Linked DNA regions of Homo sapiens: region 2 is linked to region 1. A link is an interaction called in ENCODE POLR2A ChIA-PET data of the cell type or tissue named here. Cell type or tissue: PC-3. All regions are shown on one strand.

Region 1 (8,000 bases):
TAAAGGATACAGGAGAGTGTACACAGGTTATATGAAAATACTACTCTATTTTATATAAGAGACTTGAGCATCTTTGGATGTTGGTGTTTGTTGGCGGTGGCGGGGGCGGGGGGGGGGGGTGGGTGGGAAACAGTCCTTGAATCAATTCTCCATGAATACAGAGAAATGACTGTTTATGTTTGTGTGTACTAGGTTGCAATGTAAATTGCATACACTTATTATAAGTGGTAGTCCAAAAAAGTTTGATAAATAGTTGTTTTTTTAAATGTCAGTTAATTTCCCAGCTGATTGCCACTTTACTTTGAACAGGGGTTAGGTTTTTAACTTTGATTTTGTTCTATAGCAGGGTTCCTCAACTTCAGTACTATTGACATTTAGAGCTAGATAATTCTCCATTGTAGGGGGCTGTTCTGTGCATTGCAAGGTATTCATATTTAGCAACATCTCTAGTCTCTACTGACTAAATGCCAGTAGCACTTTCCCCCCAGTTGTGACAGCCAAAAATGTCTCCAGGCATTGCCAAATATTCTTTGGGGACCAAAATCACCCCCAGTTGAAATCTACCACTCTATTGTGCCCCCAAATACTTTTGAGCATTTGGGGGCACAATAGAGTAGTAACAGACATGAAGCAAAGAGCCTGTGGGAGCCAAGTGCAGTAGAATGAGCCTGGGATACAGATCCCCAAACTTTCTTAACCTCTGTTGGGTTTACAGCCAGGTCCCTATGGGCCACTCTGTCACTGCACAGACTGCCTTCAGTCTAACCGCAGGATTTTCCCACATGTGGCTGGGACATGCAGCAGGACACAGCAGGTGTTCCCGGTCAGAAAGTGTTCCTGAGACACTAAGAAAGGCAAAGGCATCCCAGTACTTCTGGCTTATATAAGGAAATAGCTCAGGGAACTGATGTAGAAACTCCCCACTTGGGAGCATGGGAGCAACACTCACACTGCTCTCAAGAGGAACCAACAGAATATGGGTGAGAATGGAGCGGTGTAACCACGCATGTAAGTGGGGTCTCTGCAACAGAGAAGAGGACAGGAAGCGCAAGGATCACTGGCTAGAGAGTCCCAGATGACTGTAAGACCTTCAGAGAGTCACATAATCTGGTGGTGTCAGTTCCTTATCCGAAAATTGTGGAAGTCTGGCTAGGTTCTTCAATGACTCGCCAGTTTCAAAATTCTATGATTTCCATTTGGCACTCTACCTCTTTTTTCTTTTCATGTCTGTTCTCCTTAAAGCAATATAAAATTGCCTCCTTATTCCTTCTCCTTCCTCTCCAGTGAGCTCCACCACTGCAGCCACAGCAATCCTGCTTAAAATATAAGTCAGGCCATGTCATTTTGCTGCTCAAAATTTCAATATCTTGGCCTTTAACTTTGAATAAGATTCAAAGTCTTCATCAGGACCTATAAGATTTGACACGCTCTGACCCCTGGCAAACTTTCTGACCTCACTTCCTATCATTTTTCTCACTCACCACATTCCCACCACGTGGGCCTCTTTCTGTGAGCTTCCAGTGTCCTGTGGGCTGTCACCCCAGGACCTCTGCATTTGTCACTCCCTCCACGTGGAGGGATTCTGCTCAAATCTCTCTTTGAGAGAAGCCTTCCCTGATAGCCTATCCCAAGCAGCAGCTCCCACCATCCTCTACACCCTCTTAGCCCTTCACTTTTCCTCTTGACACTTATCATTACTGATGATATTATTTATGTAATATAATGTGATACAGACTTATTTCACAGACTCTCCCACAGATATACCTCATGAGGGCGGAGACACTATTGATCTTGTTTACTGCTAAAACCCCAGCATCCAGAAATTACCTGGGCATAAACAGACATCAAATACACATTTTGGAAACTGTGTGAATAAGTGCTTAAACAAGCAAAATAATCAATGTAGAGTCAGAAATTAGGTTCTTTACTTTCTTGAACATCACCCAAACAGTTTTCAGGGGTAATGTTAAAAAAAAAAAAAAAGGCCTGACAAATTTGTTTGTAGCCTTTCTCATCACCCACTCCTCTAATTTTCATTGTTGTAATTCTTTCTGAATTTGCCAGCTTTTTATTTCATTTTATTTTGGAAAGAAATGTATGTACCAGTTGTTTGCATCATTTTGACACAGCATTGTAAATAAAATGTTATAAACGCCAAAGAACGCTGAAGAAATATCTGTTTTTGTTTGTGGACGTTTGGTTGCACCAGAAAAAAATCTAAAATTAGTTGCCTTCTCCCATGTTGGTTGGGACTTTGAACCATAGAAGGTGCCCTCTATCTGACGCAATCTAATGGAGCTGCTCTCAAGGTCAACCACTTCAGGTGACTCCAGACTGAGTCGCAAGGGCTCGTCCGGCTCTGTAAGTGTGGGAACTACTGCCATCTGCTGGATGACTGTTGATACTTCCTCCTGAGCAGCTGTGGCTGGCATGCCCCTGCACTCCCTAAGGATCCTGTGATCAACATCAGTGATGGGAGATACATTCCACTGGGCCAAAATGGAGACACAATCACATTTTAAAATATGGTAGATGCTGGGATTAGAGTTCAAAAGCAGCACTAATCTATGTTCTAAGACAGGCCTCTTGGCTCCTCATATCAGTGGGAATAAGAAGCTGGTACCACCAAAAATTTCCAATTGGGGCTCAGATTTAGAGATAGATCCTTACAGCAGCTGACTTATTTTTCCTTTTGAAAAAACATTTTTATCTCAAAAGGTATATATGAATATTATGTGTTAATAAGAGATTAGTGCAACATAGGCTATTGGTTAAATTTGTGAAATAGCAGATAAGAGACTTGGGTTCAGAATACCATCCACTTGCTGATCAGCTGTGCATGTCAGTCTATCCAACTAGAAACTAATGGAGAAATAATGGTGCTGGCCCACTCTGCTTCAAAAAGATACCAGAAGGGAAGATGAACTTGGACAACCAAAAGACAAGTAAGGTTACCATCAAGAGGCCCAGCTTTGTTTACACCAGTGAAGCAATCCAAATGTCCATCAATGAGGAATTAGTTCAATAAATGTGGCACACCTTTATAATGGAATACATTGTTATTAAATTTTGTGATGTATACCTACATTCATTTGCATTTATATATGTATAAAGTATTTTGTTGTACAGAAAAAGTGTATGTACTATGATTTCATCATTGGATTAAAAAAAATTCTGGAAGATATTATCTGCCAAAATATTAATAGTGGCTATACCTAGATGCTGAGTTTAGAGATAATTTTCATTTTGACCTTTTAATATTTTTTATGTTGCCTGAATTTTTTTCACTAACAATAAGCATTATAGAGCACAATATTCTTTTCTATTTGGCGATAACACAAATACTATTTCTGTTTTGCAATTACTGCAATGGTTTCTCTAACGTCATCTCCTTCGACTTTTCTGCCCCAGAACTCCCTTCTCCAGCTACACTGACCTTCTTGTTCTTCTCTGAACACGCTTGAGGAATCGAATCTTTAGACAAAAGGAATCTCACTAATTTTAGGAATCAAGTGGCAGATCCTGGACCAAAACCCAGTTTGGCGATTACCTTTTCAGACTTGATTCCTAAATTCCTCTGTCCTTCTCCACCCTGCCCTGTGCCCTGGGAAGCTGACCTGCCTGGCTTCCACTTGTGTGCTGCCCATTAGGAAGCACCAACAAGAAAGAAGAGAGAGGAAAAAGAGTCAGAGTGTTCCCCTAAATTTTACCCTATGAGGTTATCATGGGACACATGTCTGAAGGTCATAGCTCTTGCTGGATGGCCCTCCCTTTCCATCTGGATACTGGTCCCAATTAGCACATGACTAAGCTGTTGCAAACAGTCCCCTCATTAAACTTGTTTCAAATCATCCAAGTACTTATGCCTCTATTTCGTGCCAGGAGCCTGATGACTACTGAGATCCCTAGAAAAGTCATCTTTTCTCCTGCAGTTGCTTCTCATTTATATTTGTACATAAGTGTTTCGTATTCGGTTGCATTATCAGATGAGATCCATCAAACTCAGCCAGCATGCACCGCGTCCCTCCTATGTGTCTGTGTTAAGCTGATTTCACAGACCTCCTCTCTTTGTGCTGAACAACAACTGTGGCCCTACTCCCATCAAAGAACTGAAACGATTCAAGAATTTAGATGCTAAGAAATGATCCCAATGAAGAACTATATAAAAGCAAGAAATGCTCCAAAGGAAAGAACAGAAAAGATTAGCCATGACATTATGATGAATGTGAAGGAAAGAGAACAAAATGGATAATTAAGTAAATAAAAGGAAACAAAGTGAAAATGGGTAAGATAATTGTGTGTGGATATGTATGTGGATATCACCTCAATATATTAATGTTTAAAAATCCATTGAGTGGAATAAACAGTATATAGTTGCACATTCTGAGGCCATGAAATATCAGCCGACCGACTGAGCAGATGCTCCAGTTGAAATCAGAGCATCGTGAGTTCCTTTCCTTTGAAAATTTATATTTCCTTATCATTTGCTTTAGTCTCTCTTCTCTACCTAGCCAGAGGGGGTAAAATATTGGTGTCCTGATTATTAGTAAATGTATGATAATGTAAGATGCACAAAGGCCTCAGAAGAGCAATTAATAGGTATTTAAACAGCAAAGTGAATCATTCCCTGTAGAGCCAATAAAGTTGTGCAAATGAATGTTGCTCAGATTTACATGCATGGAGTCATCAGCAAATCAATAGAGCGATTGCCATGGAGGACACCCTGAATGTAAAATTACATCTGAAGTTATATTCACGCTCAAATGCAAACTGAAAATGCAGGTTTGTCTAGGCTATGAGTAAAACAAATTATTTATCGCTCCTACTGTTCCCTTTTTCATCTCACGTTCTAAAGATTTACAAATCCATGAAGCTCACTGACTCATTGGCCTTTCCCATGCTCCTGGAATAATGCCTAGCAAAGGAACCTCTTCCTCAGTTTGCTTTTTGTCTTTCTCCAATGTCACCAGCACAAACCTGTTCCAAAGCAGTTGGATTGCAGGCTCTCCAGGTCTCTTCTTTAAGAACATGTATGTGAAAATTAAATCACAGACAGCTCTATCAAGGGAACAAGTTCATTAGTATGTGCTAATTGATTCCTTAAAAGCTTGACAAAATTGCTATCTAAAAGGGGATTTACCAAATTTCCTGACAAATTTCTTGAAAATTTAAGGAAAAATGCCCAAACAGTATAGTACAGAGGTCAGCAAACTGTGGCCCGTGGGCCAAATCCAGCCTGCTGTAACAATGGTTTTTACATTTTTAGGGGCTGGGGAAAAAGTTTAAGAATAATAATTTCTTGTGACACATAAAACTTAAATTCAAATCTCAGTGTGCATAAATAGTTTTATTGGAATACAGCCATGTATAATTATTTACTGTATGACTGCTTTCCTGCTATGACAACAAAGTTGGCCTAAAAATCCTAAAATATTTACTATCTTGCCCTTTATAGAAAAATTTGCTGACCATTGTCTCAGTAAATGGTTATTTTTGGGAAGACTAAAAGCAAACAAAGCTAGCAGCATGATACTGTAACTCTAGAGCTTTTCTTCTTTTTTTTTTTTTTCCTTTTGCCTGAGTCTAGAATGTGCTTAAGTGGTAAGAGACATGAAATTTTATTGTTATCAGAGCTTGTGACTTGCAGTTTTAATTCTCTGACATCTGATCACTGCAGTCTTTTAAATCTAAGCAGCCAACTGAAGGAGTTCAGGAAATGTCCCCCCAACACAAGCCGCTTTGCTGTGGCTGATTGCTTCACACTGAGGGCACCCGGGGAGCAGCACATTCAGGGAGGGGCTTTCTCTGAACTTCTCTTATCTGCCTGAAGACTGATCCTCCAAAAGGAATGCAACTGCCAACGGATCCCCTCCCCGGAATCTCATTACCAGGGAAGATTAACTCCTATCTCAGGAGGGGAGACTGGGGGTTAACGCCACACCGAGACAGACTGTCATGGGCTATCTGTCACCTATTCTTTGGAGGTTCCATGCATCATTTACTCTCTCCTGTGTTCTCTGCGTCCTTCCTCCCCTGTCTATAAGCTTCTAGATCCCACTGGGTTTGGGGGTATTCACTTTTTTTCCTTGGATGCCCCCTGTGCATATACAAAATGTGTGTACCTTTTCTCCTCTTAATCTGCCTGCTGTCCGTTTATTTCATACACTCAGTTATTAACCCCTCTGTGGGTAAAGGGAAAGTCTTCCCTCCCCGACACAACCAAGTCCCATCCTAATGATTCCGGTGGACCTCACTCAGAGGGCTTCCTCCATTCTTCCACTTCCCAGAGAGGAAACTTTTTGTTCTTGTACTTCTGTTTCTGAATTCTGGCATTCTGATGTCTTCCCATTCCCAGAACAGAGCTCAGAGCCTGGAGTCTAATGAAAAAGCTACAGAACCCCCAGTGGCTGCCCCTGTCAGCTACACCATCCTTTAGTAACTAGGCATGGAGGGAACATCTATTAACATCTCCTTCATCTTGAAGAGTGGTCAGATACCTTAACCTCTGTTCCACTTGTGTTTTCTTAAAATAACCCTGAGAAGTAGAAAATATCACCTGTCTCAGGATTACTGTACCCATCTTAGAGATGAGGAAGCTGAGACCCAGAGATACTAAGTGTCTTTTCTGAGGAGGTCCCACAGCAAGGTAGTAAGAGGACAGTTTTCCTGGACCTCAGACCCAGACTTGCCGGCCAGATTCTGCTCTGTTCAAAGGTACAGATGCTTGGGGGCAGTGAATAGTGTAAAGGTTGGCAAGAACTTTCATAGGCATGGATTGAAAGAGGCTGCAGCTGTAAGGAAGCTGCTAGAGAGTGCTAATAAGTCACAGGGACTTTGGAGCACTTCCTGATTGCTTTGTAGCCATCCCCAGAACATGCCACTACCTTCTGTCTCCATTGCTTCCTCTCTGCTCACTGCTGCAGCCTATTCAGGGGCATTGCCGCCAAAGAAGAGTCCTCACTTGCGAACAGGGATAAGGGAAATCTATTCTGTGGCTCTATGACAACATGTACCCCGGGATCCTCGCATGCTGTAACTGGTCTCCAGGCAGATGGGCAATGAAAAACACAGCGGCCCAAATCTCAGAGCAAAACTGGGCAAAAGCCAGACTCACACACAGACACTTATGGGACAACAGGTTTACACAACCAACGACAGCTGTACTAAGCAAGCAGGAAGGTGTAGAGAAGAAAAGAGGGGTGAGATGAGAGGGTGCTGGGGAACAGCATGGAATCAGATTTATTGTAGAAATCTGATTTGAGCCAGAGGGAGTTTGTCTCAGCTCAGTGGAAGAGTATGTTTCTGAAACTGTGGAAGAAAACAGTTTATGGAGAGAACAGTATGGCAAAAATCAAACCAAAACAAAACATCTCTCATACTTCTCTATGTAATCCCTGAGGATCTGAGACCATAATTAGCCTTATTAGGAAAAGGAGGAAAAGGTAGTCTAGAAATGTTAATGCTTATTATAATGATCAAGTAAGAACCCAGGGGTAAAATGAGGGCTTGGTTTGAAAGAGAGTTAGAAAATGTCTCTCCTTTCACCAACCCGCTATCAGCAAACTGTACTCTTTTTAGCATTAGAATCTCATCCTTACAGCCTTGAATTTAAATTCACTGGGTTTGCTCTCTTCCTTCCTTCTTTCCTTCCTCCCTCTTTTACTCTATTTGTTTACCTTTTCCTTATTTATACCACATTGCAATTCTGGGAGTTCACTTTTGCCTGCGAACCTTGCCAATGGGAAATTCACTTTTGGCCTATGTGGGTTTCTAGAACAACTGTTTCCTTTCATCTTGTCTTTGAAGTTCCCATACAGTAGCAGTAGGGAGTTATCCAATCACCAAAGTAGTCACAGACTCTTAGCTTGTTAAGTCACATTCACTCATTTACATACTCAATAAATACTTATTGAGCGCAGACCTTGCATAGGGTGTTGAGAACACAACATTTGATGGCTGGGAGTGGTGGCTCACGCCTGTAATCCCAGCACTTTGGGAGG
Region 2 (8,000 bases), 910 kb before region 1:
TACAACTTCAATCTCTTTACTTATTATTAGGCTATTCAGGTATTCTATTTATTCTTGGTTCAAACTCGAGAGGTTGTATGTGTCTAGAAATTTATCCATTTTCTCTAAGTTTTTACATTTATTGGTTTATAGTTGTTCATAGCAGTATCTAATGACCCTTTGTGTTTCTGTGGTATCTGTTGTGATATCTCTATTTTTGTATCTGATTTTATTTATTTGGGGCTTCTTTTTTCTTTTTCTTAGTCTAGCTATTGTTTGTTTATTTTGTCTTTCTTTTAAAATAAAAACCTTTAATCAACTTTTTGTTTCATTAATCCTTTGTATATGTTTTCAGTCTCAATTTCGTTTATTTCTGCTCCGATCATTATTATCTCTTTCCTTCTACTATTTTGGGGTTTGGGTTGTTCTTGCTTTTCTAGCTCCTTGAAATGTATCATTAAGATGTTTATTTGAAAATTTTCTAGATTTTTGAAGTAGACATTGGTTTCTATAAACTTCCCTCTTACTACTGCCTTTTCTGTGTATCGTCAGTTTTGGTATGTTCTGTTTCTATTTTCATTTATTTCAAGAAATTTAAAACATTTCCTTCTTAATCTCTTAATTGATTTAATGGTCATTCAGGAGCATATTGTTTAATTTCCATGTATTTGTACAGTTTCCAAAGTTTCCCTGATTATTGACTTCTGGTTTTATTCCATGTGGTCTTAGAAGGTATTTAATATAATTTCAATTTGTAAAATTTTTTCGAGACTTGTTATGTTTTCTAACATATGATTAATCTTGGAAAATGTTCCACGCACTGATTAAAAGAATGTGCCCTCTGCAGCTCTTGGGCAAAAAGTTCTGTAAATGTCTGTTAGGTTCATTTGGTCTATGGTGCAGCTTAAATCCTGTGTTCTTGGATTTTTGATTTTTCTGTTTAGATAATCTCTCCAACGCTGACAGTGAAATGTTGAAGTACCCAAATATTATTTTGTTGTTTCACTTTAGATCTAATATTTGCTTTATGTATCTGGGTGCTCCAGTGTTGGTTGCATATATATTTAAAATTGTTATATTTTCTTGCTGAATTGATCCCTTTATTATTATATAATGTTATTATTTTTCTCCTTTTTACAGTTTTTGACTTGAAGTCTGCTTTGTCTGATATAAGCATAGCTACTCTTGCTTGCTTTTGGTTTACCTTTGCATGAAATATCTTTTTCCATCCTTCACATCCCATCTATGTATGTCTTTACAGGTGAAGTGAGTTTCTTATAGGGAACATATAGTTGGCTATTATTTCTTTTTGTCCATTTAGGCTATCTATATCTCTTAAATGGGGAATTTAATGTATTTACCTTCAAGGTTATTATTGATAGGTGAGGACTTATTCCTGTCTTTTTATTGATTGTTTTCTGGTTATTCTGAATATCTTTTGTTTCTTTTTTCCTTCCTAGTTGTTTATCTTTGCAGTTGAATGGCTTTCTGTAGTAATCTGGGCATGTAAGACCCCCTGGCCTTCCAACCACCAGAGATGCCTTTCTGCTTCCCCCTGAACTCCAGCACTCTCCCTTTAACATTTCAGTTAAATCTTGTTTATTCATTACATTGTTCCTTTCTTGTCCTGACTATTCTTTTTTATTCAGTATGTTATATGATTCCATTTTATTTCCAGTATTGATATATTACTCATGTCTCTTTTAAAAAATATTTTTTACTCTATAACATATGATTCACAATATACATCCTTAATTTATCATAGTCTGCCTTCAAATGATATTATGCTGCCTTATGTATAGTGTAAAACAAATACACTATATTTCCAAATCCTCCCTCCCATTTTTAATGCTATTTTTATCATATTGTATCATGAGTTTATAGTGTATGTATATTTTACATACATATTTTTAAATTTTTACATACACTATAAACTCATACTACAATGCGACAACATTTGCTGTAGATAATATATGTTAGAGCAATTAAAACTAGAAAGGTATATTTTTGCCTTCATTTTAGTTATGCTCAGAGCTCATGATTACTTTATGTAGGTCCAAATTTTAGTTCTTTGTGGTAATTCTTCTGCCTGAAAAATTTCCTTTGGCATTTCTTTTAGTGTGCATTAGCTAGTATCAAACTCTCTTGGCTTTTTCTTCTCTGAAAAAAAAAGTATTTTTTTCAATGACATTTCATTAGGTATAAAATTCTATGTTTACAGTTTGTGTGGATTTTTTTTTGTTTTGTTTTGTTTTTGTCTTTCAGTACTTAAAGATATTACCCCTTTGTCTTCTGGCTTGCATAGTTTTTAAATAAGCAGTATGCTGTAACTCTTATCTTTGACCTTCTGCTTGTAGCATTTCCCTTTGTTGTCATCGCCTTGAAGATTTCATTTTAATCTTTGGTTTTCCACAGTTTGAATGAGATGTATATTTATTCTGCTTGAAGTTCCCTAAATTTCTGGAGTCTATGGTTTGATTATTTAATTACTTTTGAAAAATTCTTGGTCATTATATCTTCAAATATTTCTTCTGCCACAATCACATTCTCTTTCTCTCCCCCTCTCAACCCCTTCTTATAACCTCTTCACTTTTTTCAAGGATTCCAGTAACACATGTGCTAGTCTCTTTCATATTGCCCCACACTCTTGGATGCTTAGTTCTGGGTTCCCTCCCTTCAATTCTTTTATCTCTTTGCACTTTAATTTGGCTAATTTCTACCACCCTTTTATCAAGTTTACTGATTCTTTCTTTTGCTGTGTCAAATCTACTGACAAACTCATCAAAGATATTTTTCATCTCTTTTATCATGCTTTTTATTTTTTACATTTCCATTTGACTCTTTATAATATTATTGATTGTATCTAGTAAAGTCAAATTTAGTCTACTTTCAAAATACTAAGGCTTTTTACTAAACTGTTTTTAAGATTTTCTCCATTGTCTTTGGGTTTTGTTTTTTTAGCAATTTTTCTCTGATAATACCTAGCTGCAAAATTATTTTTCACCGTAGTTTTTATTCATAAGATATCTTGTTGTTTTTCACCAGGTCTGGAATATTCTCAGTCATTAGTTTTTCAAATATTGCTTCTTATTTATTCTGTCCTTTGTTCTCCTTCTGGGGCTCAAAATATATGGATCTTTTCCCTTCCCACACTATCACTTATGTTTCCTTCCCTCTTTCTGTATATCCTATCCTTTTGTCTCTTCATGCTTTATTGTCAATATTTTCTTCTTACCTATATTGCAATTCATTAAATTGCTTCAGTTTTATCACATTTGCTATTTAACTAATTCACTAATTTGTATTCTAATATTTGTTTCTTTTTTTCAAATCTATTTTTAATAACTTCCAGTTCTTTGCTAAAATTTTCAGACTTGTCTCTTATCTCCCTGTTTATGCAAACAGTTGGTTTAAAGTCTGATAATTGTTTGAAGTCTGATAGCACAAACATTGGCAGCCACCATAGCTGTTTCTATTTTCCATAATTTCCACTGGTCTCATTCATGTTGTGTTATTTCCTTGTGTGCCTAGTTATTTTTACTGTGGGCTAAATACTGTACGTAAAATTATTATAGGAGTAGCCTGATGCCTGGGGTAATTTTGTATATTTCAAACATATATATTTATATTTGAAAAGCTTCCAGCATCCCCACTAATGATCCAAGATTATTTTAATCCAAACTGGGCTGCAGTTTCTGCCAGAGCTATCCTACTTCCACTTCCCTCTTAGTCCCCAAATCAAAGGATAGCATGTCTACCTTGGTTGATCTGAATTCCAGTGTTTTTTCCTCAGCTCAGTAATGTGTTGCTCTACCTCCTAGTCTCTCTACTAACTCTTGCTGAATTAGGAAATGTGTCAAGAGGACTAGTAGCCCTAGAATACTGGGCCCACCTCTTGGATTTCCACCTCCTCCCAGATCTTAGATCAGTGATTTTTTATTTTCTTATTAGTTGTCCAGGGCATTTTAGCAGTTTTAAAAAAAAATGTTTGGTTTTATTTTGTTTAGCTTTCCTCATTGTCCTTAGGGAAAAGATGAGTCCACATTATTTAATCCATCATTATTCTTCTGCAGGAATTTGTGGGGTTTTTTTGGTTTGTTTTTTGTTTTTGTTTGTTTGTTTGTTTGTTTGTTTTAGCTCTGGGCTCTATAGATTCTCATTTCTTTTAAGTTTTGTGGTCTCTTGTTTTAAAGTGCTCTGCCACCAAAGTGCCTCTATTTCTAACAGTTTATTCACTCAAACAGCTCTTGCTAGTTACACAATTGAATTTGCTTAAATTAAGTGAACATATAAATTTCCCTGTATATGTTATGATATCTCCATTATAAGAACTTTTTAATTTTTTTCTATGATCATCAAGCTGCACAATAGATCTTCTGAACTTACCCCTTCTATCTAACTACAATTTTGTATCTTTGGAACAACATCTTCCCAACTTCCTCCTCCATTTAAAAACTTTCAAAATTCTTTACTGTATGCCTGAAATAGTCTTCTCTCTGCCTTGACACCTTCAAATCTCAGCTCAGTATTTATTGTCAAAGCTTTCCAAACTTCCTTGATTTCAGTGTAGCAACTGTGTATCTTACTGCAGGAATTTGAGTGTGCCAAATAAATACTTTTACTTCATTTTCTTTACATCTAATTAAATGTGATTTTGAGATCATGTCCCTCCATGTTGCTAGAAAATTCACCTTTCATTTACTTGTTGGATGGGGCTCAGGAAATTTTTTCCCTGCTGTCTAAATTGGTATAAGAATCCTAACACTTCCATCTGGGAAATGGAGATATAATTTACATATGCCTTTAGTTCATCGTAGTTACCTCAATAACCTTATTGTTCAGGCTCACATGTTCACTAGAAGTCAAATATTTCCAAGCCCTCCATGCCAGGCTTGCAAATGGAAATCACTGACAAGACTGGATTCCTGATACTTCATATGCAGCTTCCTCAAGGCACCCCATAGGTCCTTCTATCTCCCAAAATAGCTGCTAAATATCTAGCTATGGTTTCCTGTTACTTGAGGTATATACTAACTTCTATCCCCTTTCTATTCTGGAGGAATCTCTTTCCTTGGTGGCATTCTTCTATATTCCTTCCCTCTACAAAAATTTCTCAATGAATTTAGACTTTTAGAGGAAAAAAAAAACAAGAAAGAAATTAGAAAAAGGTTGCCTTCAGGGGCATTCTGGACTTGGCCTTGCACACAAACCTCCTCTTAGGCAAGAGATAGCAAGCATCTGGTTACCTTCTGGAAGAGAAGGAAGAAGGCAGCAAAAACAATTCACAAAATATGTCAATAAATTATCAAGCCAGAAGTTTAAGTCCCTCAGTTGTTCATTTTTAAAGCACATATACCTGTTTTTTTTTTGTAGCACCTATCACACTTTCTATTTGAAATTTATGCATCATTATTTTATTAATATCAGCCTCCTTAACTCCGTAATATGACCTCCCTGATAGCAGTCATCTTGACTAGTTTTGATTGTTTAAAAGCTAACATCACATCTGGCAATACTATACATTCAATAAGTCTTTGTTGAATTAATGAATCAGTGAATGAATAATTAAGTAAAGTGTATTCTACAAGTTCTCTCAGTTAAAAAGGACCTAAAATTAAATGTTTTGCTTCCTTTCAGCTGTCTCCTATATATAATCTGGTTCCAGTGAAAATGAAAAATGCACACCTAAAGAAACAAAACTTGGAAAGAGCCATTGAAGACTATATCAATGAATTTAGTGTAAGAAAATGCCACACATGCCAAAATGGAGGTACAGTGATTCTAATGGATGGAAAGTGTTTGTGTGCCTGCCCATTCAAATTTGAGGGAATTGCCTGTGAAATCAGTAAACAAAAAATTTCTGAAGGTGAGGACAATTTATTTGATGTGATTAAAGACAAAAATATGCACTTTGGGGTTATCTAATTTGAAAACTAGCTCTTGAATTAATTTGTACTAAATCTCTAGATTATTTATATAAACAGAAGATAAAGATTGAGTGAATAGTGAAAATGGGTAAATCAGCCTTTATGTGTCATTCTGACATATTCTACTTGTATATATTAAGATAGAATTATAAATAAATAAATTATAATTATTGTATTACTCTTTATAAAAATATTCTTATAGAAGGTTTACAGAAATACAACAAACATCAGGTATTCACTATATAGAATTGATGAATGTTAATACATATATATCATATACACTTTGCATATATATGTGTTTATGTGTATAGACGTAGACATATATACTTTAAAACCCTTTTTTAAGAAGCAACAATAATACATCCAATTAATTACTTTGTACCACATCCCCGCCCCCCAAAAAAATTCTATTGCCTTTTCTCTCTTCTACTACTCAGATACAGTCACTTTCATTAAGTTGGTATGTATCTTTCCAGTTCATATTTTTGTGCTTGTACTAAATATGTATGTACCAATGAAAAATATGTGATATTGTTTTGTATGTTTTTAAATTTTATATAAATGATATTCACTAGATTTTTATTTTGCATTTTTAACTGTATTTGTGTTTTTGAAAGCTGAGATTCTGTATTGTATTTTTAAGTTAATCATAAGGAAACATTATTTTACATTAAAAATATTTTTATTATGAATTTAAAGGGTACATGTGAAGGTTTGTTACAAGGATATATTGCATAATGATAAGCTTTGGGCCTCTGGTGTACGCATCACCCAAATAGTGAACATTGTACCCAACAGGTAATTTTTCAACCCTCATCCCCCTCCCATCCTCGCCATTTTTGGAGTCCCCACTGTCTATTATTTCCTTCTTTATGTCCATACATACCCATTGTTCAGCTCCCACTTATAAGCGAGAACATGTGGTATTTGATTTTCTATTTCTGGGTTATTTCACTTAGGATAATGACCTCCAGCTCCAACCATGTTGCTCCAAAAGACATGATTTCATTCTCTTTCATGGTTGAATAATATTCTATGGTACATATGTACCACATTTTCTTTATCCAATCATCCATTGATGGACATGAAAGTTGATTCCATGACTTTGCTATTGTAAATATGTATTGTAAATATGTGCTATTGCACATCAAAATATGTGCTGCAGTAAACATATGTGTGCAGGCATCTTTTTCATATAAAGATTATTTTCCTCTCGGTAGATACCCAGTAGTGGGACTGTTGAGTGGTAGTCCTATTTTTAATTTTTTGAGAAATCATCTCTATTCTCTTACCATATACAAAAATTAACTTGAGATAGATTAAAGACTTACATGTAAGATCTGAAACTATAAAAATCCTAGAGGAAAATCTAGGAAAAACTCTCCTGGACATTGGCCTAGACAAATAATTTATAACTAAAACCTCAAAAGCAAATGCAATAAAAACAAAAATAGACAAATAGGACTCAATTAAACTATTTTACTTCCTACAAGTAAACATGACTTTAGTCATGTTTCTAATCCTAAGAGTTTATGCTTAGTATTTCATTCTGGTAGAATTATTCAGACTCCTAATAGATTAGTGAGATCTTAGTCCAAGTGTTAATATCACAAGATTAGCTATTAAGATTAACTTTCTATGGCAATCATTGTTTGAACAAATACAGTTTCCTGAAACAAAATTCTAAAACAATTATGTAGCCAAAGTTCACAGCCTCGTTTATCATTCAACCATATTTTCATCTCTTACAATATAAATTTTTAATATTTTATGAATTTTTTACACTTCTCAGCAAATGGCTTAGAAACTCAATCATGTGGTGACAAAATATGTAAGTTAGAATTTAATTTAAATTTTAGAATGATTGATTTATAAATGTATGCTAACTCTGTCTCTCATCGGTCTAAAGTCTCAATCTAGTGCTTTGCGTTCCAAAAAAAACTCTCACTCTCCAAAAATGTATACTACTTGGTACTTGGAACGTCTATTTTCTACCTATTTCTCTCTATGTAGAATATTCTGCTGATTTCTCTGTGATTTCTTTAGTTCTAGCTTTTAATTTTCCAATTATTTTATTCAACTTTGTATAGTCGA

Evidence for each region. ChIA-PET counts read pairs that join two places held together with the same protein. Peaks named below come from ENCODE experiments on the same cell type or tissue, not always from the same donor. Only the 100,000 strongest peaks of a DNase experiment are listed, where the experiment ranks them.
Region 2: POLR2A ChIA-PET joins it to region 1 with 12 read pairs; 2 of 35 experiments call an interaction of 5 or more read pairs at or near these places.

What each region holds. Positions count from the first base shown.
Region 1 is chr5:38,377,398-38,385,397 of GRCh38, reverse strand. The region is part of intron 6 of EGFLAM (EGF like, fibronectin type III and laminin G domains); the gene reads right to left. Among named protein-coding and RNA genes, the nearest start is that of EGFLAM-AS2, 22 kb to the left of the region's middle. RefSeq lists an enhancer at 2,217-2,511. In PC-3, CTCF peaks have their summits at 2,204 and 2,403 (motif pointing left); DNase peaks (open chromatin) are centred at 2,367 and 4,807; H3K27ac peaks cover 1,720 bases.
Region 2 is chr5:39,286,568-39,294,567 of GRCh38, reverse strand. C9 (complement C9) reads left to right here. Exons shown (of 11, transcript NM_001737.5): 10 at 5,617-5,845. Among named protein-coding and RNA genes, the nearest start is that of FYB1, 71 kb to the right of the region's middle. In PC-3, no CTCF peak of the experiment used is centred here; no DNase peak of the experiment used is centred here.